5 separate regions of the Mus musculus genome follow, and all the other regions are linked to region 1. A link is a loop called in an ENCODE intact Hi-C map of the cell type or tissue named here. Cell type or tissue: heart. All regions are shown on one strand.

What was found. Peaks named below come from ENCODE experiments on the same cell type or tissue, not always from the same donor. Only the 100,000 strongest peaks of a DNase experiment are listed, where the experiment ranks them.
Region 2: it touches region 1 in a loop (5-fold over the local background); 40 of 42 quality-filtered maps call a loop at or near these places.
Region 3: it touches region 1 in a loop (5-fold over the local background); 9 of 42 quality-filtered maps call a loop at or near these places.
Region 4: a loop joins it to region 1, with 4 times the contacts of the local background. A loop is called at or near these places in 6 of 42 quality-filtered maps.
Region 5: a loop joins it to region 1, with 6 times the contacts of the local background. A loop is called at or near these places in 6 of 42 quality-filtered maps.

The regions. Positions count from the first base shown.
Region 1 is chr11:59,305,447-59,310,446 of GRCm38, reverse strand. Wnt9a (wingless-type MMTV integration site family, member 9A) reads right to left here and starts at 3,517. Exons shown (of 4, transcript NM_139298.2): 1 at 3,380-3,517. The coding sequence starts at 3,474. In heart, CTCF peaks have their summits at 2,468 (motif pointing left) and 3,361; DNase peaks (open chromatin) are centred at 1,206, 2,096, 2,456, 3,666 and 2 weaker places; H3K4me3 peaks cover 3,794 bases; H3K27ac peaks cover 2,693 bases; H3K27me3 peaks cover 4,542 bases.
Region 2 is chr11:59,480,871-59,485,870 of GRCm38, reverse strand. Zkscan17 (zinc finger with KRAB and SCAN domains 17) reads left to right here. Exons shown (of 10, transcript NM_172941.4): 10 at 1-351. Among named protein-coding and RNA genes, the nearest start is that of Zfp867, 11 kb to the right of the region's middle. In heart, CTCF peaks have their summits at 2,209 and 2,429; no DNase peak of the experiment used is centred here; H3K27me3 peaks cover 333 bases.
Region 3 is chr11:59,423,585-59,428,584 of GRCm38, reverse strand. Snap47 (synaptosomal-associated protein, 47) reads left to right here. Exons shown (of 5, transcript NM_144521.3): 3 at 1-244. Among named protein-coding and RNA genes, the nearest start is that of Snap47, 24 kb to the left of the region's middle. In heart, CTCF peaks have their summits at 255 and 2,779; a DNase peak (open chromatin) is centred at 334.
Region 4 is chr11:59,364,318-59,369,317 of GRCm38, reverse strand. No RefSeq gene overlaps it. Among named protein-coding and RNA genes, the nearest start is that of Gm15755, 8.6 kb to the left of the region's middle. In heart, a CTCF peak has its summit at 2,471 (motif pointing right); no DNase peak of the experiment used is centred here; H3K27ac peaks cover 774 bases.
Region 5 is chr11:59,566,660-59,571,659 of GRCm38, reverse strand. Nlrp3 (NLR family, pyrin domain containing 3) reads right to left here. Exons shown (of 10, transcript NM_145827.4): 10 at 4,705-5,000. Olfr222 (olfactory receptor 222) reads left to right here. Exons shown (of 1, transcript NM_001011789.1): 1 at 1-878. The coding sequence ends at 878. Among named protein-coding and RNA genes, the nearest start is that of Olfr222, 2.6 kb to the left of the region's middle. In heart, a CTCF peak has its summit at 2,163 (motif pointing right); no DNase peak of the experiment used is centred here; H3K27me3 peaks cover 2,159 bases.

The sequences.
Region 1 (5,000 bases):
CAGCAACATTACTAGAAATAACCAAACGGTGGAAACGACCCAAATAGCCATCAGCTGACAAACAGGGTTTTTAAAAAATAAAAAAGGCTGTTGTGTAATCAATTTGATCATACAAAGGAGTGAAACCCTGATTCACGCTACAACACGGATGAGCCTCCAAAAACATGACAAGGAATGAAAGAAGCCAGACACAAAAGGCCACAGAGCGAGCGTATGGTCCCATTTCTGCGAGGAGTCCAGAATAGGAAAATCCATGGAGACAGGAAGATTAGTGGTTGCCAGGGGCTGGAGGGAGGGGAGCTGGGAGAGACTGCTGAGTGGGTATGAGGTTTCTGGGGTGAGGAAAATGTTCTGGAATTAGACAGTGGTGATGGCTGACAGTTTTGTGAATATACCCCCAAACCGCGGAGCTGGGGAGTTTCTCGGGATGGGAGTTATATTCAATAACAAAAAAAGAGGGCTTTGGTAAGCTCTGATACCACTCAGGCCCAGTCTATAGTAGCCCCAAGTGTCTATGGTGCCTTTCAGAAGGGGACACACAGGCATTCCCTGGGAGAAACTGGATGCATATGGCCAAAACCTAGGAATGAAAGAAAGCCAGTCTTAAGGTTTACAATGTGCCTCCCTAGTTTAAAAAACAAAACAAGGTAAAAGCCCGTCAAGCTCCCAAAGGCCCTTGCTGGAGAGTGCTGGAGAGCTAGCTCACAATTCTTGACCCCTTACCTCCACTTAGTCTGGGGCCTCTGCAACCTAGCAGGGAAACAGAGTCACAGGCCTGTTGCTCACAGCAATCCTCTCACCCGCCAATTCCCAGGGAGGGGCAGGGGTCGAGGGAAACCTCCAGAGGTTCTGTGTCTCTGTCCCCCAACCCACACGTGACCTCCGGCTGGCCCCAGGAACACAGGCATGGAGCAGGCAGCAGCTCTGAGAGAAACTAATGGAATTGCCACCTGCTGATCTGCAGAGGGGACTGGGATGAAAAAGCGGAGCCAAGGGAAGAGAGCGGAGCCCCTTCCCCATGGCTGGTGGCCAGCCTAGAGGGGTCCAGCAGCAGGGTGGCCAGAGGCCTCTGGAAGGGAAGGGCAGCCAAAGCTGTAGGGTTGGGTTGCAGCTCTGGGAGGGGGTGGGGAGGGCTCCTGTAGCCACGTGACCCTCCCCGGGGCCAGCCTCTCCTCTCTGGGTTCCTGGGCTGTAACTGGAGCCGTGTTCCTGCCTGGGAGCCTCCGTGCCAGGCAGAGCTTTGGAGAGGGGGAAGGGAGAGGAGAGCCCCAGATTCCAGCTCCTTCTCCCGACTCCCTCTCCAGTTGGGCTGGGAAGGGACACTTGAGCACACCACATTTTCACAGGCGCACCCTCAGGCTCCCACTCCAGCTCCAGCCCTGCCAGGCCTTTCAGGGTTTCCAGACTCATCTCCTCCCTTGGCTGGGGAAGGGGTGGGACCGCTGGACACAGAATAGCCCAGGATACATCTTGTGCCCCTAACATATACATACATACATACATACATACTCCTCAGAAATCAATTCCAGAGAGACCCAGATCAACTAGCCTATCCTCCCAGGCCTCCTCTGACTCTTGGTTCAACAGGTACCCACTCTGCCCATCTTTGGGGTCTTTCCGCCAAGCCCAGACAGTGGATCTAATGGGCAGCTGCAGGAGAGGAGCGCTCAAAGGCATGGTCAGCTTTCCTTAATGGGTCCTCTGCAACAGAGAGCTAAGTAGAGGCTGACCCAAGCCATAGCAATACATCAGTATTGTCTTCGGTATCTGCTTGGGAGCCAGCTGACCTGTACTTAAACCCTGCCACGGAACCGGGAGTTCCAACACCCCTTCAGGCGCCAAGCTAGAGAATTTTCCCAAGATGCAAAGTATCAAGCCAGCTAAGCGAGGGTGAGAGAGAGGGATGGATGGGAGGCATTACAGCCACCAGGATTCTAACCCCATCACCTGTAGGTTCTGAATCCCAGGGCCACAAGGCCAGCAGCAGAGATCCCAGAAGGAGCAAAGTGGCCGCTCACGCAAGCCCAGGGCGTGTCAGATGCCTGACTGGGCCAGAAGAGAGGAAGGCACAGCTGGCTGATGGGCTGCTGTGACTCACCGCGGACCTGTGGCCAGACGGCCATCCTCAGCCCTCCCTCTTGCCCGCGGGTGAGGCTTAGGGCTGCACAGATGGCGTGCAGGGGCGTGCCAGGCCAAGGCCCAGGGGTCGGACCAGGGGAGCCAGGGTGGGGAGACCCTGGGAACCGAGACATGGAACTGACCCTGGAAGACAACCCAGAAGAAATGGACAGACGGAGGAGAAAGGAGGAGAAAGAAAAACACAAAGGGAAAATTTCCCATGAAAATATTTTATTTTCTTTGAGAACAGGATACACCTGCAGGGTTCCTCAGCCCAGCCGCCTCTCCCTGCCCTGGCGGGTGCCAGATTCCTAGACCAACGGGGCCCTCTGCCGGCCACACCGCTGCGAGCGGCCACTGAAGCCAGGGGCGAGGGAACAGGTGACCGGCGAAGGGCGGCGGCCCAAGACGCAGTCCAGATCACCCAGGACCAGGGTTGCGACCCGAGGGGCTAACCCAGGTCTCCCAGAGGGGGAAAGAAGGGTGATAAGCAGGGAGGGCAGAGAAAGCTGGGGCGCTGCCATGCGTGGTGCCACCCAGGACCTTGGAGAACTCAAAGTGCAGTGGGTGTCCCTCTAAAGATCGCTGGGTTCAGGCATCCCAAACCTGGGAAAGCGAGTAGAGAGGGAGGGACGAAAGGAACCAAAGGTGAAGAGACGCGCCCAAGAACGCGGCAAAACTGCTAACGCATAGACAGGCGAGTGCGGGCGGCGACCCCGCGGGACAGCGGCGGCGTTTACCCCCCGGGGTCAGGTCTCCCAGACGTGTTCCCGAGGGCCGAGGTCGGGGCCAGGCTCGGGCGAGCGCCAGAAAAAAGCGCAAGAAAAATAAATTTCTCCAGCTTGGAGGGTTTTTTTTCTCCCCTTTGGGGCTCAGTGCAAGGAACATCTGGATTTTGTACGTGTTTTTTTGTTGTTGTTAAATTAACTTTTCCAGGAGAGAAGGGGGGTAGTGGGCAGGGGCCAGGGAGGCTCCAGCCTTTTGGCAGGAACACCGCGGCCTAAGGCGGCGGCGGCGACTCGGGAGTCACCGTGGACCGCGGCCCCGCGCAAGCCCGTCGGGGACACCGGCCCCTCTACCTCTAGGGCGCACGGCGGGCAACGACCTGCGGACCGAGAGGCGCGCTCGCTGCCAACTAACGACTCCAAGCCACCCGTGTACCCCGCCGAGCACCTGGCGAGTGCTACCCCGGGCTCGATGCCCCCGTCCGGCCCCGCCGCCCTCGCCCGCCCTCGCGCGGCCGCCCGCCGCGGGCACCTACCCGAAGTAGGCGGCCGAAGGGCGCAGCGCGGCGAGCAGCAGCGTCAGCCCGAAGGCCGCGGCCAGCCAGCGCGCCAGAAGGGACCCATCCAGCATCTTGCCGCGCCGCGGCGGCAGACCATCGCGCTCCGGGCTCCGCGCAGGGCGCGCCGCGACCGCCGCCCTCTTATAGCGTCCGCAGCCGCGGCCGCGGGGCGGGGCGCCGGCCAGCTGGGCTCGGCCCGCCCGCGCCCCGGAGGAGGGGTCACGCCGGCGCCGGGGGCGGGCCGAAATCCGAGCTGCGCGCCCGCCGCCGCCGCCGCGGCCGCCGAGCTGCTCGGCTCGCGGGGCGGGCCTGGGGCGCGCTGTGGGGAGGGCTGGGCACGTGGCGCGGTGGGAACCCCGGTCGAGTAACGGAGCCAGAAGGAGCGATGGGGCGGGACTGAGAGACAGAGCAGGGTTAGACCCCGGGGCTAGGTGTCTGCAGCCAGGACACAAGTGCGAGCTCCGGGGTGTCTCCTGACAGTTAGGGACCGGGTGTTGGCCGCCGGGAAAGACATCCAAGAGCCGAGAAACTTGGACGACTGTGCTTGAGGGGATAGTGACTGGGTGGCTTGGGAGCGACGTTAGCCACTGGATTACAGAGCGGGAGCGTGGGGGGACGCGAATCCACTCGCGGGCCAATGTTGCCAAGAGGGAGCCACTGCTGAAAGTTGGGGTGCTGTAGCTGGAGGAATGGAAAGGCGACCTCTCCAAGGGAGACCAAAAAGGCATTTCTGCAGAGCCGGTGCTGTGGCCGACTTGGACCTGAGGATGGGACAATATGGTCCTCAGGGACTTCTGGACTACTAGCTGCAGATATCACTGACACTCAGGGACCTCATACCCCAAACAGGGTGGAAGATGAAGGGGACCGCTGGCCAGGATGGTGACTGGTCTGTGTGAAAGCCCAGAGCTGTGACTCATCTTCGTGGACTGAATTGTCTATAAGTCAAACCTTAACTAACACGCAGAGAAACACAATTGCCCAGGGCACCCAATAGACTGCTTAAGAGTCCCCTGACATTGGGGGAGGGGCGGCTTATTCAGGGACCATTCAAAGTGCTGGAGAATAGGACCGAGTGATTGGATCCTGACACATGCCCACCGCGTGTCAACCTTCCGTGCTGGAGACGCACTTTCTGTGCAAGACAGTGACACACACACACACACACACACCAGAGCCAAGCTAACAAAACCCAGGGACCTCCAACACTAGCGTGCCTCCCTGACCTGGGCTTACAGGGGCAAGCTCCACACCCTGGAAGGCAAACCTCCTTACCAGCCACCGCCTTCTCAACTTAGAGGGGCTGATTCTGGATGGGAGACCTCCAAGTCTGAGGGTTTTGAGCTCCTCTGGGAGGCTGAGTTGTCTAGCCGTGCACAGCAACTGCTCAGCCACCTGTCACGGCTCCAAAGGAAAGCAGAGGAGGAAATGAGTGAAAAAAAAAAAATCACATCAGCCTCCGCACTGGTCAGAGCCAAGCAGGTTACTCCTGTGGGTGTGGACCACCCAAGTGAATATACCCTGTCCTGACTGAAAAGCTTCCATATGTGGTGGGTGTGTGGCTGAGTGAGGGGTCGGGAGAGCCCATCACTTCCTC
Region 2 (5,000 bases), 180 kb before region 1:
TTGCTAGGAAACCTCAAGCAACCAAACACGTGGTCCCACACTGCCCTGGCACACTGGTGTTGGCCAGGCTCAGTGTGGCTGTGACTGGACCTGAGAGCTGCAGGCAGCCAGTGGGCTGTAACGGCTCTCAGCAGATAGGAGGTTTGGGAAATGAGTTCAAGGCCTCTGGTGCTCTCTGTCCTGATTTTCACATGAAGAAGCCTCTAGTCCAGACCCAATCAAAGACTCTTAAGACTTTGGAACAGAGTTTCTTTTTCTGCTCAGTGCATCACCCAGAAATAGTAAATGCAATAAAACCATTTGGTCACACCTTGGAGAAGAAATAAACTGTGGAAGCTCTTAGTTTCTAAATAGTTTTCTTCTATCCTTGTGTCTGGAGAGGGAGGCGTTGGGTCTCTGTGGTCAAGGGAGGGAAGCCTTGCTCACGGAGACCAGGGTTTTCTATTTATCCTGTCGCCTGAGCTTCAGTTACCCAGGGAGGGACATGGTGCTCTTCACCTGTGTACTTGTCAGCTAATAACCAAACTTGCAAGGGTTAATAAAGGAGGTGTCCGAAGCATGCACCAGATACGGTCAGGGAGCCCTCACTGCTGACCAGAGCCCGCCAGGGCATCACCATAACTGGAATGTCATTTCTACCTATGCTAGCAGCCCGGTAGAAGCTCAAATCCTAGGTTTCTTCCTCTCAGGAGTAAGTAGGAGTTACCTGTTTTGAGGAACAGTGGCAAACCTCCACTAAACGTCCTGTCCTTACTGGGTCACCTTAGTGTTCATCTCCCTTCTGGCTGCTGCTGTCTGAGGCCTCAGCTGAGAAGTGTCAATTCACTTGACTCCTCCATGCCTCCTCATAATGGCCCACAGAAACCTACAGGCCGACACTGGACATCCAGGCTCTCCAGTCCTCTGCTTCCCACAGCTGGTGCAGGGGCATAATAAAAACTCAGTGAGTTGAGATTCATGTTAGACTTCAGTAAAAATAGTGTGAAGCTGGTTATCAGAACACAGGTTTATGGTCCTAGCAATTCACCCTGGCAGGGACTCAGGTGAGAACAGTGGCCCACAAGGTCCCTCCCTGACAATGCGTCACAGTGAGAAGGGAGTCAACCTGTTAGTGGGGATCTGGTCCAAGTTACTCAATGATTTTCCCTCAGCCAAGAGCAGAATTTAGACCAGGCAGTAGGAGGGAAATTTACATCACCTTGCTGGTTCCATCAAAGGCCAGACACTTTTCTTTTTTTAACCCTCAGAACTCAGAAGTAAGCCCAGGGCCTTCTGCTTGCTATCACAGGGCTGTATTCCTAGCCTCACTATTACCGAGTTTCCCAAGCTGGCTTTGAACTTGAAAACTGCTTCTAAACTTCCTGAGTAGATGGATTGTAGGCTTGCTTTGGGGTTGTTTGTAGGACTCACTATCCAGACCCCCAGTGATATGACTCTCTAGAGAAGCCCAGATGTTGAGACAGGATCTTTCTGTCCTGGACCAGGCTGGCCTCAAACTCATAGAGATCCTTCTGCCTCTGCCTCTCCAGTGCTGAGTTCTGGGATTAAAGATGCGGGCCACCACACCCAGCTGGGTTTTTGTATCAACACTTTGTATGATCTTGTTTATTTCAGGAGTTATATGAGTGTTTCCATCAATACCTTTTGTAGCATTCCGTCTTTTGCCATTTCTCCAATATCTAACTGTATATTTTTCCTGTTTCCTGTCCCAGCTCATGCGGTAGTGTGTGTGTGTGTGTGTGTGTGTGTGTGTGTGTGTGTGTGTGTGTGTGTGTGTGAGAGAGAGAGAGAGAGGGAGAGGGAGAGGGAGAGGGAGAGAGTTTGAGGCCAGCCTGCTCTATGTAGTGAGTAGAGAGACCCTATCTCAAAAAGACAAAAACCAAACAACAAAACCAACAACAAGACAAAGTTTCAGCGGAAGACAGTTTTCTCTCGTCAAGGCCTGAACTCTGAGAACTGAGGTAGCGAAAACTAAGGGAGAAGTCCTTTCCTATACACCCTTTCTGGGTGAGCTGGTAATGCCCCTTCTAATCAGGTGATGGGGGAATGCGATTCAGTTGGGGGTCTCATGCTACCAGAGATGGACTACTGAGGGTTCCAGTCACCTAGAAACCACCCCATAAACTGAGACAGAACTTCATCTCTTTGGTTTTCAATTGAAACAAACAAACAAACAAAATGAGTGTGTGTTGTCAGTCACAGGAATTGGGCCTACCTTGAGATGTCTGTTCCGAGCCTCCTCAGCTTGGGGGCTGTGAACTGAACTCTTGCTCCCTCTGAAGGAGGTATGTGCACCTGACCACTAAGCTATCTTTCTAAATGGGGGGGGGGGGGGGAGTTCAATCAATTAATCTTCATTAGTGTAGCTAATGCCATGGGATCAAATTGGGAGTTGCTGAGCTCCAACCTGCAATTATACAAGCAACCACACGAGGTCACCATAAGCTCAAAGTATTTTAGACTAACACACTGGATTGAAAAGAAAAAAGGATTTTGACAAACATGGGAAATTTTAACATGGGACTTGAAAGAACTCCTTCAGCAAATTGGACAGTTTGTCCCGGCAGTCCTGAGGTGTCATTTATAGATGGATCCAGAAGGAAAACCACTGGTTGTGGTGGTGCACATTGGTAGGATTTGCTGAAAGAGGCAGAAGCAGGAGGATCAAGAGTTTGAGGCCAAACCGGGCGTGGTGGTGCATGCCTTTAATCTCAGCACTCAGGAGGCAGAGGAAGGTGGATTTCTGAGTTCGAGGCCAACCTGGTCTACAGAGTGAGTTCCAGGACAGCCAGGGCTACACAGAGAAACCCTGTCTCAAAAAAGAAAGAAAAAGAAAAAGAGTTCAAGGCCAGCCTGGACAACACACATTTTTGGGGGGCTGGAAAGATGGCTCAGTGGTTAAGAGCACTGACTGCTCTTCCAGAGGTTCTGAGTTCAAATCCCAGCAACAACATGGTGGCTCATAGCCATCTGTAGTGGGATCTAATGCCCTCTTCTGGTGTGTCTGAAGAGAGCAATGGTGTATTCATATACATTAAATAAATAAATAAATAAATAAATAAATCTTAAAAAAAACAAAACAAACAAAAAAAGAAATTCAGCAATTCCTTACTGGACAGCCTCAAGGGTTGATACTTGGTCTCAGGGCCTTAGGAGGGTGGAAAGAGAGACAGTGCTCTTGGCTCTGGCCATCTCAGAGAAGCTCCTGCTGAGGAGTGATGAGGGGAAACGCCCATCCCTTTCACCTGCTTTGAAGACAGGTCCTATGCTGGAACTTCCAGAGTGGAGTAGGGCCTCCTGCCTCCGACCAGTTCCAACATTGCCACCAACTATGTCAAATCAAAGTTTTAGAGTGGAGGAGATGTAGGGGGAAAGATGTGTTTGTTCAGATACAACAAATGCTAGGGAGAAGGAAGGGGATGGCCCAGCAACTGTCGTGTAGTCACTAACAGCTTGGCCACGTGCCATTTGGGAATATGCTCACATGTTTAACAGTGAGAACATTTCATCAGGAAGATCTAAGCTGGGATTAAAGGTGTGTGCCACCACTGCTGGGCCAAAGGTGAGACTCTTAACCCGGTCTTGAGAATGTGAGCCTGGCTGCTCACCTGCAATGCACCCACTCGCTTGGGGACTTCTAGAACCTGCATGGCGTCTGTGACTGTCCCCATAACTATTGCTGTTTTGTTTTCTCAGTCAAGAAGCATTTCATCTTTCAGATCATCCAGGACAGGGACAGAAGTGGCTGGTTAGTGTGACACAAGAATGACCTTCTCAGCACAATCTGATTAAAGATGCAGGTGGTTTGTCTGGCTGGACACCTGTATAGCTTCACTAGCAGCTGCAGGCAGCTTTCCTGGCTCTTGGGTGCCCCGAGCAGAACCCTTTGGTCCTGGTGGCAATGGCAACTCCCATGGTGGCTCTTCCTGCTCAGAAAAAAATTTAATTTTTTCCTAGTTATTAATGGGGGAGGGGTTGGTGTGCATTCCATCTCTCATGTACAGAAGGTAAAACACCAACCTGATTCTGAAATAGAATATACTAATAGGTAGAAATTGAAAAGGATGTGTGGGTGGGCTGGGTAAAGAGATGTCAAGTTAGCCAGGCGTGGTGGCACATGCCTTTAATCCCAGCACTCGGGAGGCAGAGGCAGGAGGATTTCTGAGTTCGAGGCCAGCCTGGTCTACAAAGTGAGGTCCAGGACAGCCAGGGCTATACAGAGAAACCCTGTCTTGAAAAACCAAAAAAAGAGATGTCAAGTTTAGAGTACAAGCCATATGCACGTCCAGGAAACTTGACACTAAGCCCCTGTGGATGTGTATATGTTTCAGATGTCAAGCAAAATAAACTATTTACCAGAAAGAATAAACATATACTGAAGCATATGAATATGTAAACATATACAAAATACTTCGTTCTCATGCATGTTGTATAGCAATTCTTTCTAATTGAAACATCCCATCTTGGAGAAAGGTTCATTAAGAGGAAGAATGGGGTCTTTGAGAGACGGCTTAGCAGTTAAGAGCACTGGCCAATTGTTCCGAGGACCCAGGTTTGATTCCCAGCATCCTGATAGGATCTCATAGCTGTCTGTAACTCCGGTACAGATCAGATGCCCTCTTTTGACCTCCAAGCTTAAACAAGCACACATGTGTTATGCAGACATACATGCAGGCAAAGCACCCACACCCATAAAAATAAAATGAATAATTTTTTCTAAAGAGTCAGGAAGTAGAGGTTGGTGGTTAAGAGCTGCTCCCCCCCCCCCATTAATAACTGAAAGAAATCAAAATAAATTTTCTGATCAGGAGGTGCTATCATGGAAGTTGCCATTGCCACAACAAGGACCGAAAGGTTCTGCTCCAGGAGACGGAGAGTCAGGGCAGCTCCCTGCGGCTGCATTTCTAGATCACCGGAGTTCATTTCTCAGCGCCCATGTGGCAGCTTGCAAACATCTATGATTCCAGTTCCAGGGGATCTGATGCGTTTTTCTGCCCTCC
Region 3 (5,000 bases), 120 kb before region 1:
TCGTTGCTCCTGCACAGATTTGAGAAGGAAGATGTTGATGATATCAAGGTTCACTCTCCTTATGAGGTCAGCATACGCCAGCGCTTCATTGGGAAGCCAGACGTGGCTTACCAGCTGATATCTGCCAAGATGCCAGAGGTCATTCCCATCTTAGAAGTGCAGTTCAGCAGCAAGATTGAGCTCCTGGAAGACGCCTTAGTGCTCAGGAACAAGGTCTTTGCTTCCTCTGCAGAGAGGCATGCAGGTGAGTGGCCAGCAGGGCAGTGCGTGTGCTCACTTCCAAAATTAGAGCCTCACTCAGCATGCTGTGATTCGTGTTCAGCAGGCCCATCAATCAGCAGCTGCTGGCTCCAGCTCGCAGGCAGTCACAGGCTGGAACAACCCTTCCAGACTGCCAACTTACACCTGCCCTTGACAGATAATTAGGTTTCAGGGCAGGGCTTGGTTCTTGAATGTCTCCCAAAGGCTTACCTCTCAAGGTGGCACTCTTAGGAGATGGTGGGGCCTTTAGAAGGAAAGACTTTCTTAGACGTTTTCCCTCTCCTCCTGTTTGCTAGTGATACAGTGAGTAGTTTTGTTCCTGTTGTGGTGTCCTGCCTCACCACAGGTGCACAGCATTAGGGACCACTTGACGTTGGACTGGGACCCTCTAGAACCATGAGTTAGGTTAAATCTTTTCTCTAGATAAGTAGATTGGGTCTTTCCTTTTTTTTTTTTTTTGGTTTTTTGGTTTTTTGAAGCAGAGTTTCTCTATAGCCCTGGCTGTCCTGGAACTCACTCTATAGACCAGGCTGGCCTCAAACTCACAGAGATCCTCCTGCCTCTGCCTCCCAAGTGCTGGGATTAAAGGTGTGCGCCGCCACTGCCCAGCTTGATTGGATCTTTCCTTGTGGTATAGAAAACTAAGATACCAGAAGCTAGGTGTTATATAAAGGAAAGATTAGGTAATTTACATTCTGAAAGCTTAACGTTCAAGATTGGACAGCTCCATTTGTTTGGTCTCTGCTAAGAGGGTCACATGGCAGATAGCACCATGTTAAGAATAGTTAACAGGACAGGATGCTGAAGAGATTGCGGAGACAGGCTTGTTCCTTTGCTACAACTAGCTCTCTCAGAAACTTACTAAGATCCCACAATCCTCCTAAAGACAGTCTCCATATGACCTGGTGACCTCCGCCTAGGCTCTGCCCCTTCAAGGCACCACCCCTTCTCAGCATCACTTAGCGCACCTAGCATATGAACTTTTGGGAGACACACTCAGAGCATCTCTGAACAACAGCGAAGGGCTTGGGTGAGCCTTCCAAAAGAACCTTCAAGTCTCTAGCCCTTGCCTCTCCTCAGCTTAATTCAGGAAGCGGCACTCTCAGATGCATTCTGTGTGATCCACATCTACCCTGACCTGCCCCTACCAGCCTACCACTATCCTTTGGCATCACGTTGGGTCTTTTCAGCCACTACCCAGATGTACACTGTAGAGGTCTGCGTCCTTGAATTCTTGGACACAGAGCTGAGTTTTCAGGTTCAGGTACTGTGCATTGGGTCAGTGGGGCAGCAGAACATAGTACCAAGGCCCAGGATAGGGGTAGTCCATTTGGACATGATGTGTGTGTGTGTGTGTGTTGCCCATGGTGTTCAGCTTCCCTGGATTAGGCTCAGCCAAGTGAGGGCCTCCATGTAAGAGATGAAATGCTACAAAACGAAGCAGAACATCTGTCAGTGTGAGAGAACAAACTGCTGTGCTCTGTCCTCTCAAGACCAAGAGTGACCCGTGAGGCACAAGCAGAGAAGGAGTAAGTGGGGTCTCCTAGTGGAGGCAGGAGTAAGGAGATGATGTAAGTAGGCATGTGATACTGTAGCCGGATGAGAGCTGTCCCAATGGAGGAGGACTGAGGGAGGAAATGATATGTGTGCATGCCTGTCCTCTCCGCTTGGGGCAGGGGGCGCTTTAGTTAGGAGGCACTATAATGTTTAGGAGGGTGGCAGCTATGCCAGTGGAGGGAGGACTGAGGAGGCCACAATAGCCTAAAAGTAAAGTAACTTCCCTAAGGAGATTCCTGGGGCTCTCATGACTTTATAACTCATGAAGTCATAGGTTCATTGCAAGATAGACATCCATCCAGTGGGTCTCGTTTGGTGAGAGTTCTGCTGACCACCCAGTGACAGAAGGCCTAGTCTTGTGCACAGGCTGCCTGTGGCTCGATGTCCAGATAGCATTACCTTGGGGAAAGCTCCCCTTCCTGATCAGTCCCCGAACTGATGCAGGCCAACCTCCCATATTATAGATGTCAGAATCAGAGATTTCTTTGTAACCACAGTGCTAGCAACAGCATGCTGGGATTTGATTGCGTTATTAGGGACCTGTTCTTTGTAGGGGGCACAGGAAGTGGTCATCACAGGGCACTTGCATGGGGTGAATAGAGCACTTGGAGTGTGACAGTCTGTTGTTTATGTCTCCTGGGGACTCCCGGAAGTGTTTTGAGTATACTTGGTAGGAAGGAGGCACTATCCTTTTTTCTAGCACATGGGCGTGCCCAGCTGGCTGCTCTGTGCAGGAAGCTCACATGTACTGAGGTTTAATGGGGAAGATGGCTTCCAAGGAGGTAGGAACTCGGTGGTTTTCTTACCCACAGCTTGGTGGGGAGGGTTGGCACCTTGCCCACACCTTCATGTGCTGCAGTGCTCAGCTAGCTTCTATCTTACCACTGGGAGGTGGAAACTGGAAGCCTTGACTGAGGCCCCAGGCCCAGCCTCTTCTGAAGGTGTGCTATGTGCATGTGAACACACAGGGGCAGTCTTGAAGCACGGCGAGCTTTTGCTGTCGGGAGTTAAACTTTACGCAGGGAAGCTCCCCAGAGACTGCTGTAGTGAATGCTTCCTGCGGGCCACAGGCTGCCAGTATCAAGGGCTTGGGCCTGGAGAGCAGGAAGATTGGCCATGGTATCTGAGAAGAGCACAGCTTGATGCTGTTGCCCCCTCAGATCATCCTTAAAGACTTGTGAGCTTAAAATAGGTTGAAAACAATACATACAGGTCATTGTCTTTTGTTCAGTGTCATGTGGTAACAGGTATCTCAGACTCTGGAGTTTCAGATTGTGGAATATTTGTGAACAGTAATGAAATAACAGAGCTCAAGTCTGCATGTGGAATTCACTGCTGCTTCATATCTGCTTTAGGCACACAGGCCAAGGGTGATTTTATACATTTTTTTCAATGATTTTGTGCACAGACTGTTTCAGAGTGTCCTGAAGTTTGCAGCATATGAACTCTGGGTTTTAACATTAGAGTCCTATGCTGCCCCAACCCCAAATCTGCTCTGTTGTCAACTTCTAGTGCTAGCATGCCTCCTTGTCCCTCCAGGGAGCACCCATAGCAGGTACCTAATCTCTTACCTCACTTCACCTCTGCCTGGCCCCCTCTGTCCCCAGAGCCCCAGGGTCCTGTGATTGTGGGTTTCTGAAAAGCCTGTAGAAGTCCCCACCGCAACACTCCCTGCTGGAGTACACAGGCCATGCATTTTTATGGTTTATCTGGATGAAATCAGCAGTAAGGTGCCCTCCCATTCTGTGACCAAAACACGCATAGTGTGCTCTGAGTCATCTGTTTGCTAACTCTTTCTTTTTTTTTTTTTTAAAGATTTATTTATATATTATATGTAAGTACACTGTAGCTGTCTTCAGACACACCAGAAGAGGGTGTCAGATCTCGTTACGGATGGTTGTGAGCCACCATGTGGTTGCTGGGATTTGAACTCCGGACCTTTGGAAGAGCAGTTGGGTACTCTTACCCACTGAGCCATCTCACCATCCCCTGCTAACTCTTTCTTTGCTGCTTGCTGTTGTCACATGCCCAGAAGGACCGTCCCCAGACACTGGTGTAGGACAGTGCTCAGGGCTCTCAGCACTTATGCCTGAAGCCACTCGCCATGTCCCCGACCATACATCACAGTGGAGGACAGAAGATGGCATCTGATCAGCTTGGCCCAAACTGTCTTTTAAGACGGCTTAGAAGCCCTTGAGAGTCCTAGATATAGGTATCCATCTTAGTCATGGTGTCTATTGCTATGATGAAACATCATGAGCAAAAAGCAAGCTGGGGAGGAGAGGGCTTATTCTGTGTACACTTACATAACAGTTCATCATTGAAGGCAGCCAGGACAGGAACTCAAAATGGGCAGGAACCTGGAGACAGGAGCTGATGCAGAGGCCATGGAGGAATGCTGCTTGCTGGCTTGCTTCTCATGACTTGCTCAGCCTACTTTCTTACAGAACCCAGGATTACCAGTCCTGGGGTAATCTCACCTACCGTGGACTTCCCCCCGCCCCCCTTAAATCACTAATTAAGAAACTGTCCTATAGGCTGCCTACAAATGAATCTTATGGAGGTATTTTCTCAATTGAGGTTCCCTCCTCTCCGATGACTCTGACAGCACCATAGGATAAGGACCTCAAGTGTGCAAATGCTGTGCTGTTTGGCAGAATTCTCACAAAGGGTCCCTGATGGTACAGTTAATACATTTTGCCTGATGGCGATCTCTGGGCCCCAGGGCAGGGTTTGTAGGAATAGACATGAGTGGCACTGTGGGTGTTGGTGTTCCTGGGTCCAAAGGCAGGATCCTCAGGGTTGCACTGTGCTGATCTGGGTTGGCTGGGAAGCTGGTTAGGGAGAGTGACTTGGCCTTTCCACACCTGTGGTCTCCATGCCTGATATTGCTCTGTGCTACAAAGTCACCATGGAGGTATAGGGTGTGTGTGGAAACAGAATATGATTTCCTTCTGTTTGCCCTTCCTCCTCGCTCTGTCCTGTCCTTGGGGATGAATGTGCATTTTGTTTTCTGACCTGTACTCTCGGCTCAGGCCTCATGCAGCCTGCAGCCCCCCAGAGGAGCTGCTTTCCAAGTGCAGATGAGGAATGTGAGGCCAGGTATTTCCCAGAAGAGGAATCTGTCTGCCTGGGTTGGTCTTGGTGCCTTTACTCTGAGCTGTGTGCCAGCGGGCTGTCCG
Region 4 (5,000 bases), 59 kb before region 1:
CCCCTATCCCCTCTCTCCTCCCCCTGATCCCCAACCCACCCACTCCCACTTTCCGGCCCTGGCATTCCCCTACACTGGAGCATAGAGCCTTCACAGGACTAAGGGCCTCTCCTACCAAAATTTAAGTTTTAATAGATGATAAGACAGTTACATTTTCAGCCAGGGCAACATGGAGTAAAAAGGAATTTGTTGTTTTTGAACCTAGACAAGTTGATTTCAACATTTACATCAAATCACAAGTAAGCAAATGTGCTCAGAATCAATTCAACATGAAAGCCAGTGATGTGACGCAGGTTTATGCAGATACAGCCCCTGTGATCAACATGTCACAGAGGGCGGGGAATCGGTCTGTCCAGGAACAGACAGAAGCAGAAGTGGATGGAGCCTGACGCTCAGTACTTCAACGTGTAAAGAAAAGAGAAGCAAGGTGGCGGAAAGCATGTAATCCCATCACTTGGAAGGCTGAGGCAGGAGGATCACGAATTTGAGGTTAACTTGGATTACACGATGTCTTTTAAAAGAAAACAAAAATCATGGTAAAAAAAGATTTTAAAAACTTGCCATGCCAGGCACTTACACTGGAAAGGTAAGAGCTAAATAGGGTGACTGGCTTCTGCTGGCCAGACCTCCCATTCTGGGTTAGAACCACAACGAAGAGGCACCGTGGTCTCAGAGGTACTTGCCCCAGTCCATCTATTTTAGCAGCAATCGCTTAAGATCAACTGTGAGCACATTATCTTTCTTTTCCCAGACTATCCTTCAACGTTCGGATCTAGTAGGGGCCTCACAGGCCCCAACTCAGAGAGGGGTGCTATAGGTGTGCACAGCAGTCACCCCAAGAGCCCGCCCCATGTGGTGCTGACCATGGAGTGTGGCAGGGTGGACACTGCCCCACTCATCCCTGTCTGGATGGAATCACGTGAGCTGGAACTCTTTTTTTTTTTTTTTTTTAAAGATTTATTTACTTACTTACTTATATGTAAGTATACTGTAGCTGTCGTCAGACACACCAAAAGAGGGCATCAGGTCCCATTACAGATGGTTGTGAGCCACCATGTGGTTGCTGGGATTTGAACTCAGGTCCTCTGGAAGAGCAGTCAGTGCTCTTAACCGCTGAGCCATCTCTCCAGCCTGAACTGGAACTCTTTCCAGCCCCTGTGTGTACTGAGGAAGCTGGGTGCTCTGAGCAATCCAGTTATGACTCTTATCATCACAATGTTCAGTTTCTAGTGAAACCCGCACACAATTTTTTTTTTCTGCAGCCCTTCATACCCATTGGCCTGAAATAGTAAATATTTAAGGGACAAAGTAAGTTCCCACACCAAGTCTGTGAACATCACGTGTGTTTAGAATGCATATTATGAGAGATCTTTTTGGGGTGTGTGTGTGTGATGTGTGTGCGCATGCATGCTCATGCTCGCATGTACTCTTATGCTCACGCATGCACATCATTATGAGAAGATTTGCATATATGCACATGAATGTGGAGGGCATAAGTCAACCTCAGGTGTCATTCCTTTTGGTCTCTTGTTTGTTTTCAATGTATATGAATGTTTTTTGTCTGCATGCATGTCAGTGCACTACATGCATGCCTGGTGCCTGCAGAGGCCAGAAGAGGGCATTAGATCCTCTGACTGGACTCACAGATGGTTGTGAGCCCTGGGGATAGAACCCAGGTCCTTTGAAAGAGCAGCCAGTGCTCTTAGCTCTAGCTCCATACCTTGGTTTTTGTTTGTTTGTTTGTTTTGTTTTTCGAGACAAGGTTTCTCTGAATAGCCCTGGCTGTCCTGGAACTCACTTTGTAGACCAGGCTGGCCTTGAACTCAGAAATCTGCCTGCCTCTGCCTCCCAAGTGCTGGGATCAAAGGCGTGCGCTACCACGCCCAGCTCACACCTTGTGTTTTGTGACACGCTCTTTCACTGGCCTGAAACGCACTCAGTCACATAGGCTAGCATGCCAGCCAGCTCCAGGGAGCCTTCTGTTTCTGCCTGCCCAGAGCTGAGATCCAAGCTCATAGGATCAACACTCTGACATTTTTTTTTTTTTTACATGATCTCGAAGAGCAACCTCAGGTCCTCAAGCGCTTTACCGATTGAGCCATTTCCCCAGCCTTTGGGGATTCTTTTAAAGTTCATTAAATTGCCTTTCAGTTTATTTACTGGTTTAGAGATCCAATTTTTATATATTTTTTCCAGTTGAAATAATACTACAGACTTTTGTGCATGGTGTGCTGTTTCAGTGCCTGCAGACCCTGAGTAATTAATGTTCAAGGTAAAGTGGGCATGGGGGGGGCACCTTTCTCCTCCTGTCCCTCAGCCTTGTGTGTCTGCACACACAAACCTTCATGGTACATTAATCCTGCTGACGCATGCATTTTCCAAGGTTCTGAGCATGCCTCCTCATTTGTAGCTCCCAATTTGTGGGTTTCTTCCTAAGACATGGGAGCCTGCTGCTTCTTGGCATCCTGCCGTCTCCTGCCACAAGGGGGCAGTTCTTTGGCGCCCAGGAGTGGGACTTCCCTGGACCCTAGGCCATATGAACTGACTTCTGCATGGACTCCCCCACTACTCAGCAGGAGGAACAGTTGTGATGCCTGTCTTAGGATGCTGAGGTTGCTAGTGGAGATGGCAGATTAAAACCACAGCCTCACCAGCATCTTGTTTGTCCTGAGCATCAGAGAGTGAGAACAGGTGTCCCGAAGGCCCAGACCACAGGGTCACAGAATCAAGCTCTGCTTTGTAGGCCATAGTGGGGGTGCCATGAGCTACTTCACACACCGGCCTGGCTTGTGTTCTGTTTTCTTTCCTCCACTGTCCAGAAGGGTGCATGAGGAGCATGGGCCTACCTTTGGAAGAAGCAGTTGTGAGGCCTGACTCAGGGCACTGAGATTGGTCGTGGGGAATCGGGGTGAATCCTGGTTCATGAATCATTGAATGAAGAAGGTTCAAGAGCCAGGAGAGTCCATCTCCCCCAGCTCCACTGCCTATTTGAAATCCTTCCAGCTCCAAGCCCTTGGGAATCCAAGAGTTATTCAAGAAATAAAATATAAGTACCATGAAATGCCATGTTATTAGAATGAAGGGGGGGCATTGACATCTCAATTATTAAAACAACAAAAGAAGCATTGGACAAGAGCCAACATCCTTTTCTGATTAAAAAAAAAACATTTAATAGACTGGGAGTAAAATAGAACACACTCAACATAAAAAAGGGCACGTTTCAAAAGCTCACAGCTGGTTCCCTGCCTAATGGGAAAACAGACAACTTTTCCCTGAGATCAACAATACAAGATTTCCCCACTGCCGCCCAGCATTCTACTGGGAGTGCTAGCCAGAGCAAGCAGTCAAGTAAAAGGAAAGGTAGCCCAGTTGGAAGAGGGGGAAGGAGCACCACTTTCTATATGGTATGTTTTTATGCTGTGGCATTTCTAATGGGTATGCTCGAGCACACGCACACACACACACACACACACACACACACACACACACACACAAACTTCAAAAAGTTGCAGCCTACAAAATCCACACACAAAATCAGTCACACTTATAAACATCAGCCTTCTAAAGCCCAAGAAGGAAATAAGGAATACTAGATACAGGTCCAGGACAAGTGCCCAGGGCCCACCCACAGAATCAAAGCCATGGTGTCAAGGCCACAGAGTCAAGCCCACATTTCTGGCCTGTTTCCTGGTACACATGGCTGAGCCACTATGGGCAGAGTCTGAAAGGTCTGAGCAGCCAGGAAGGCATGCACAAGGTCTAGGGGCCTTGCAGGAGGATGATGAGCCAGGCTCTGGGAAACTCTGCCTTTCCAAGCCTGGGTTCTACTTCTGCTCAGCATTGGATACTGTTGCTCCTTAGCTCTCTCTAGGGATGAAGGTTCCTGGGACCTCCAGGGTGGCCTTCTCTTCACACACATCCTGCCCTGCATGCCCTGAAAGAAAAAGGTCTGATTGCCAGTAAGACTGGCTCCCTGGTCTTCATCAGGAAGTCTCAGCAGCTGATGAATTCTGATGGGAGAAGGTGGTCTGGAATGGGGCAGCAGCTGGGGATGGAGACTTAAGCCCCAGAGCTAGAGGAACTTAAACGGGGTATGCTTAAGAAACGCCAAGTAGTCTAATCCTGAGGCTGGCTTCCTGACAGGATGGTTCTCCCTCCATGCTCCCTAGCCAGAAGGGGAGACTGAGTCCACGAGTCTATGAGGGGCAAGGGTAGCCTACAGTCCAGAGAAGAAAAGCAGAGGACTCAGGTGGGAAGTGTCAGGGATGGACACGTGCCTGACTTTCTGTGTGACCAATCTACACAGTCACTGACAGGACACAGGGGATGGGAGTGAAGACAAGCCTGGGAGGCCATTGGGCAGGGCACGATCACCCCGGTTTATTTACAGGAGGGAAATATGAAGTGCCCCAGTCACTGGAACAGATTATATAGTTCTAGTGGGCTGAGGCTTCCTCTCCAGTCCTCCTCTTCCCAACTCTCCCCCTCTTTCCCCTATACAACCTCCCCCCATATCTTCCCTCCCTGGCCCTTCCCTGGCCTTCTTTCCCCTTCCCTCCTGGCCCTTCCCTCCCTGGCCCTCCCTGGCCCTTCCCTCTCTAGCCCAACCACCCCTCTAGCCTGCCTCTCCTTAGCTCTCTCTCCTCCCAAGCCTCAACCCCTCCTCCTCAGGCTGGGCAGCCGCCAAGCCTCTCAGCTCCTAAGTGGGGCTCTTGGTCCTTTATGAGTCTCCCACCCCATAAAAGAGATCACAGCTGAGCAGTCCAGAACCTCTAGAAGCAGCTGGGCCAGCCGCAGCCTCGCAGGCCTGGCCCAGGGAGAGCATAGTGGGATAAGGTTGTCTCAGAGGGTGGAAAGGATCCTGTCCCTCAGTCCTCAGGGTCCCTTGGCCACTGAGGGACCTGCTTGGCCTTGTCTTGGTCCCCATTGATCTCTGGGCCCTGAGCCTTCCTCTGTTGGGGCAGATTGTGTAGGCAGGAGACCAGGCGCTGGATAGGCCC
Region 5 (5,000 bases), 260 kb before region 1:
TGGAGCTCCCAGTCTTTGCAGTCCTCCTGGTGTTCTACATTCTGGCTATGCTGGGGAACATCTCTATCATCCTGGTATCCCAGCTGGATCCTCAGCTCCACAGCCCCATGTACATATTCCTCAGCCACTTGTCCTTCCTGGATCTCTGCTACACCACCACCACTGTCCCTCAGATGCTGTTCAACATGGGGAGCTCCCAGAAGACCATCAGTTACGGTGGCTGCACGGTGCAATACGCCATTTTCCACTGGCTGGGCTGCACCGAGTGCGTTGTCTTGGCGGCCATGGCTCTGGACCGCTACGTGGCCATCTGTGAGCCACTCCGCTATGCTATCATCATGCACCGCCCACTCTGCCAGCAGCTCGTGGCTATGGCCTGGCTCAGCGGCTTCGGCAACTCCCTTGTTCAGGTCATCCTGACAGTGCAATTGCCTTTCTGTGGCCGGCAGGTGCTGAACAACTTCTTCTGCGAGGTGCCAGCCATGATCAAGCTGTCCTGTGCTGATACTACGGCGAATGATGCCACCCTGGCTGTGCTGGTGGCCTTCTTTGTGCTGGTCCCTCTGGCCCTCATCCTCCTCTCCTACGGCTTCATTGCTCGGGCAGTGATGAGGATCCAGTCCTCCAGGGGACGGCACAAGGCCTTCGGGACTTGCTCTTCCCACCTGTTGGTGGTCTCCCTCTTCTACCTGCCCGCCATTTACATGTACCTGCAGCCGCCATCCAGTTACTCACAGGAGCAGGGCAAGTTCATCTCCCTCTTCTATTCTATAATCACCCCCACCCTTAACCCTTTCATCTACACCTTGAGGAATAAGGACGTGAAGGGAGCTCTCCGAAGACTCCTGGCAAGGACCGGAAGGCTGTGTGGAAGGTGAAAAATGTAATCCCGGAAGACCTACACCTCTGGCAGAACTCCGCAGCAAGGACTCTGGGGGGTGGGTAGGGTTGTAGCTCAGGGGTGGTACAGCACTTCCTTGGCATGTGGGAAGGACTGAGTTCAACCCCTAGGGCTGTAGGAAATTCTTGGAACAGTAGGTTCTTTGAGAGATTTGAAAGAAAACAAAAAACATCCAAAAGCATTTCACCTTCCGTGTGGTGATGAGGCTCAAAGTCCCGCATCTGAGCGTTAAGTTCCATTCTCAGAGCACAGTTCTAAGAAGCCATATATCTTCAAGAAGCGCTTAAATGACTTGATGCTCACAAGTACTCGTTACGCTGTTTAACTTCTAATTCCCTGGCTCTTCCTGTTTTCTTCCTCTTCCTGTATTTCCTCTCTCGTTTCCCATGTATCTTTTTAAACCCCTTTCTTCCATTACAGTCACTCCAGATGTGTACAAAATGAACTTGACACAGAGTCTTACCTCGTTTATAATAAACGTCTGTTCTTCGTGGATCAAAATCAATACATTTTGTATTTATTTTCCAAAATGTCATAAGAATGACATGACTGCATCCTTCTATTCATAACCATAAACAATTTTCTTTTCCCTCTGGTTTAAACTGTCCTTACAGAAAGTTTTCCCACCGTTGAGTGGGAACTTTCTGCTAGAAGGCTAGATGACTCCCTGTTAGGGTACAGGGGTACAAACAAGTACATCTCCCCTCTCAGCTTCTAGATGGACGTATTCCAGTGGAGAATGCAGTAACAAATACAATACAGTTAAAATGATAAAACCTAACATAAGAGCTGAAGATGTTTAACTCAGTCTAGAGCTCCTGCCTAGCTTGGTCCTGGCTTCACTGCCCAGAACCACACACAAGAAATGTTGACAGTGATTCATTCAAGCTAACATTTGTGGAAGGTTTCTGTGATGCTGGTGATACACTGAGTGTTTGTAAGTAACGATCTGTGTTATACTGATCCTCATGATATGATCACTTTTGCAAATCTCATTTTCATGTAAGAATCAATTATTAAAGGCTGAAGTAATTGCTCTAGTTATTATTAGAGTTCTGGTAGCCAAGGAAACTGAGGTTCTCACATCGTACTGGCTGCCTCCTTTAGAGCAATGGAACCATTTCAGGAACCTTCTATTTATTTGCATTTAGTTTTCTTTCATAGGTAATTCTTGAAGATTTTATTTGATTATACACACACACACACACACATATGGGAGTGGGGTGTGTGTGTGTGTGTAAGTGCAGTTGCTTGCAGAAGCCAGCAGAGGGCATCAGATCCACTAAAGTTGGAATTGAACTCATCTCCAGCACCTTGCATTTGTACCCCCACCTCCACCCCCGCACTGAAAACCCTTTTATATTTAGTTCTTTGTGGCTATCCTACCGCCTATTAATGTAACCAAGACTAGCAAGTTAACAATATATGAATGGAAATTACAAAAAGAGGGAAATTAAGAAAGTGTTTCTAACTGTGAAGGCAAGACAAATCACAGAGCTGAAGAATTTGATGTAAGAAATGTGAAAAATAATGACCATGCCAGTCCAGGACCACAGTGCTTGTTCCAATGGATTTCCATAGAGCTATCACAGCAGAGCAGCTCAAAGCCCTTTATATCCCAGAGTAACATAGACGAGCCCTTAAGCAATGGGACAAATCCAAGCCACAGTCAGTAAAATCAACATGATGAGAATCACCAAGAGAGGTAGGTAATCAGTATATATATATCAGTGTAATGAGCCGATCTAATTCTAGGAAACATTTGAGAACTGTGTTTCCCAAAACAGCTGTGCTAACTGACAATCTCAAATTCTCTTAACTTCGTGAAAGGCTATGCCTAGTGACTTGCTTGACCTCTAAAACTCAGTGAGAGATTCTCTAGTGCTTCCTGGACACAGTTGTAAAGCACCTGGAACTTTTAGTTAGTGATATTCTCAGGTACCCCAAGTCTCCAAGAGGCCCATCATCTGTAAGACTGGCCATGCTGGGGAGACTGTAACTGCAGAGCCATGTGAGCCAGGCTTGCAGCCAGCTCTGTGACTGTTGAACGGGACTGGATCCTCCAGCAAGGCAGCCTCAATATGGGACAGAAGAAACACCCAGCAGAACCATGAATGAATCCATGGCCCTCAGAGGATGAAATCAAGTAAATAGTCAGGGTTCCCAAGTCCTGGGTGTTGGCATGGGCTGTCAAGCAGCAAAGGTGCTTGGAGCACTGAGGGACCCTTAGAATATTCATTGTCATAGACAGGTAATGCTACAGGATAAGCATATAGAACTTCTATTTTTTTTAAGTCATCTTTAATTTATTTTATGGGTGTTTTGCCTGGGGGAGTCAAAGAGGTGTTCAGTTCTCTGGAACTGGAGTTACAGATGATTGTGAGCCACCATGTGGTTGCTGGGAATCAAACCCAGGTCCTCTGGAAGAACAGCCGGTGCTCTTACCCACCGATCCATCTCTCCAGTCCCGAGAACTTCTGTTGCTCAGAGTTATAAAGTATCTAAGGGATTAAACTCTCAATTAAATTCAAGCATTTTGACACGACAAATTGATGTGTGATAGGAAAAAATAGATTTTTATAATGCGTGTCAAAAACTTACAACAGGGAGACAACATGTCACAATTCAGCTTACCATGACACAGAAAGCAAATGTATAGATAAATATTCAAAGCCCTAAACCCAGACTTGGGGCTCAGTACCAGAGTTTAATCACCATAAGTACTGCTGCTGCTGCTACTACTGAACACATGCAGACACACATGCATACACAAGCATACACATAGAGAGACACACATGCATACACATGCATACCTGCACACACACACACACACACACACACACACACACACACACAAACACACTCACACTCCTAAGCAGGCAGAGAGTTTGCACAGAATTGTGCACCACATGGTTTTTCAATTGGTTTAATTTAAATTATTAAATAAATTAGCCTTACTAGAAAGAGCCCAGTTGGTGGGATGCCTGACAATCATCCTCAGTGCCCTGGGTTTGAGCTCCAGCGTCTCATAAGCTGCATGCTGGCACATGCCTGTAATCCCAGCACTGGAGAGATGGGGCGTGGAGGATCAGACGTTCAAAGGGAAAGATAGGCTCTATTTTTAAAAAACACAGTTTATGTAAAGAGATTGTTTAGTGGCATGGTTGCTTTGCCTTGCATAATCTCCTTATATTAAAAGTTCATCAGAAGCTGGAGAGATGGCTCAGTGGTTAAGAGCACTGACTGTTCTTCCAGAGGTCCTGAGTTCAAATCCCAGCAACCACATGGTGGCTCACAGTCACCTGTAATGGATCCAATGCCCTCTTCTGGTGCTGTCTTAAGACAGCTACAGTGTGCTCATATACATAAACATAAATAAATCTTTTTAAAAATTTAAAGACAACAACAGTTCATCAGTCCGTCTCCATAGCAAAGGTCTAGCAGCCTCACCAGACGATATGAAACAATAGTTCCACTCTGAGCAATGTTTTATGTTTAAGAGTTGTTTCTGTGTACTGTGGGCAGTTAGTATTTATTCATGACTTAGCACTCAGTGTCACTTAGGAGATGAGCTGCTCTTCAAATGGATAAACCTAAGGTAAGCTTTTGTCACCCAGGCAAGAGGAAACCAGGTTATGCCTCTGTTTGAGAATGCTGTAGGATTCATTTCTGCATGTGAGCTAACCTTCCCCTGCATGCTGTTACCCTCTATGCTACTACAGCTGAAATCCCTCCTCTAAAATCCAAAGGACGTGACTTTTTCCCCCTCATTAACCAACGTTGAATCATTTTGCAAAGAGAAATTTTAAATGTGTAAACTGATTTATTTTTAGTAGTTTGGATAAATAACTTAAAAGAATTCTAGATACATTTTTAAATTAAGAAAGCAGTACAAACATACAATAAATACAAAAATGGGTTTTATAAATCTCTGAGTTTTCAGGTAGCTAAAGAGAAATCATAACTATTAAAAAATAAAAACAAACAATGTAGCTGAGAGGCTGCCACAAACCTTCCATCTAGCCCACGGGCAGCTCCTTATGCGGGATGGTCAGTTAACAGGAAGACAAGACTGAAGGTATGGGCAAAGGTCAAAAAA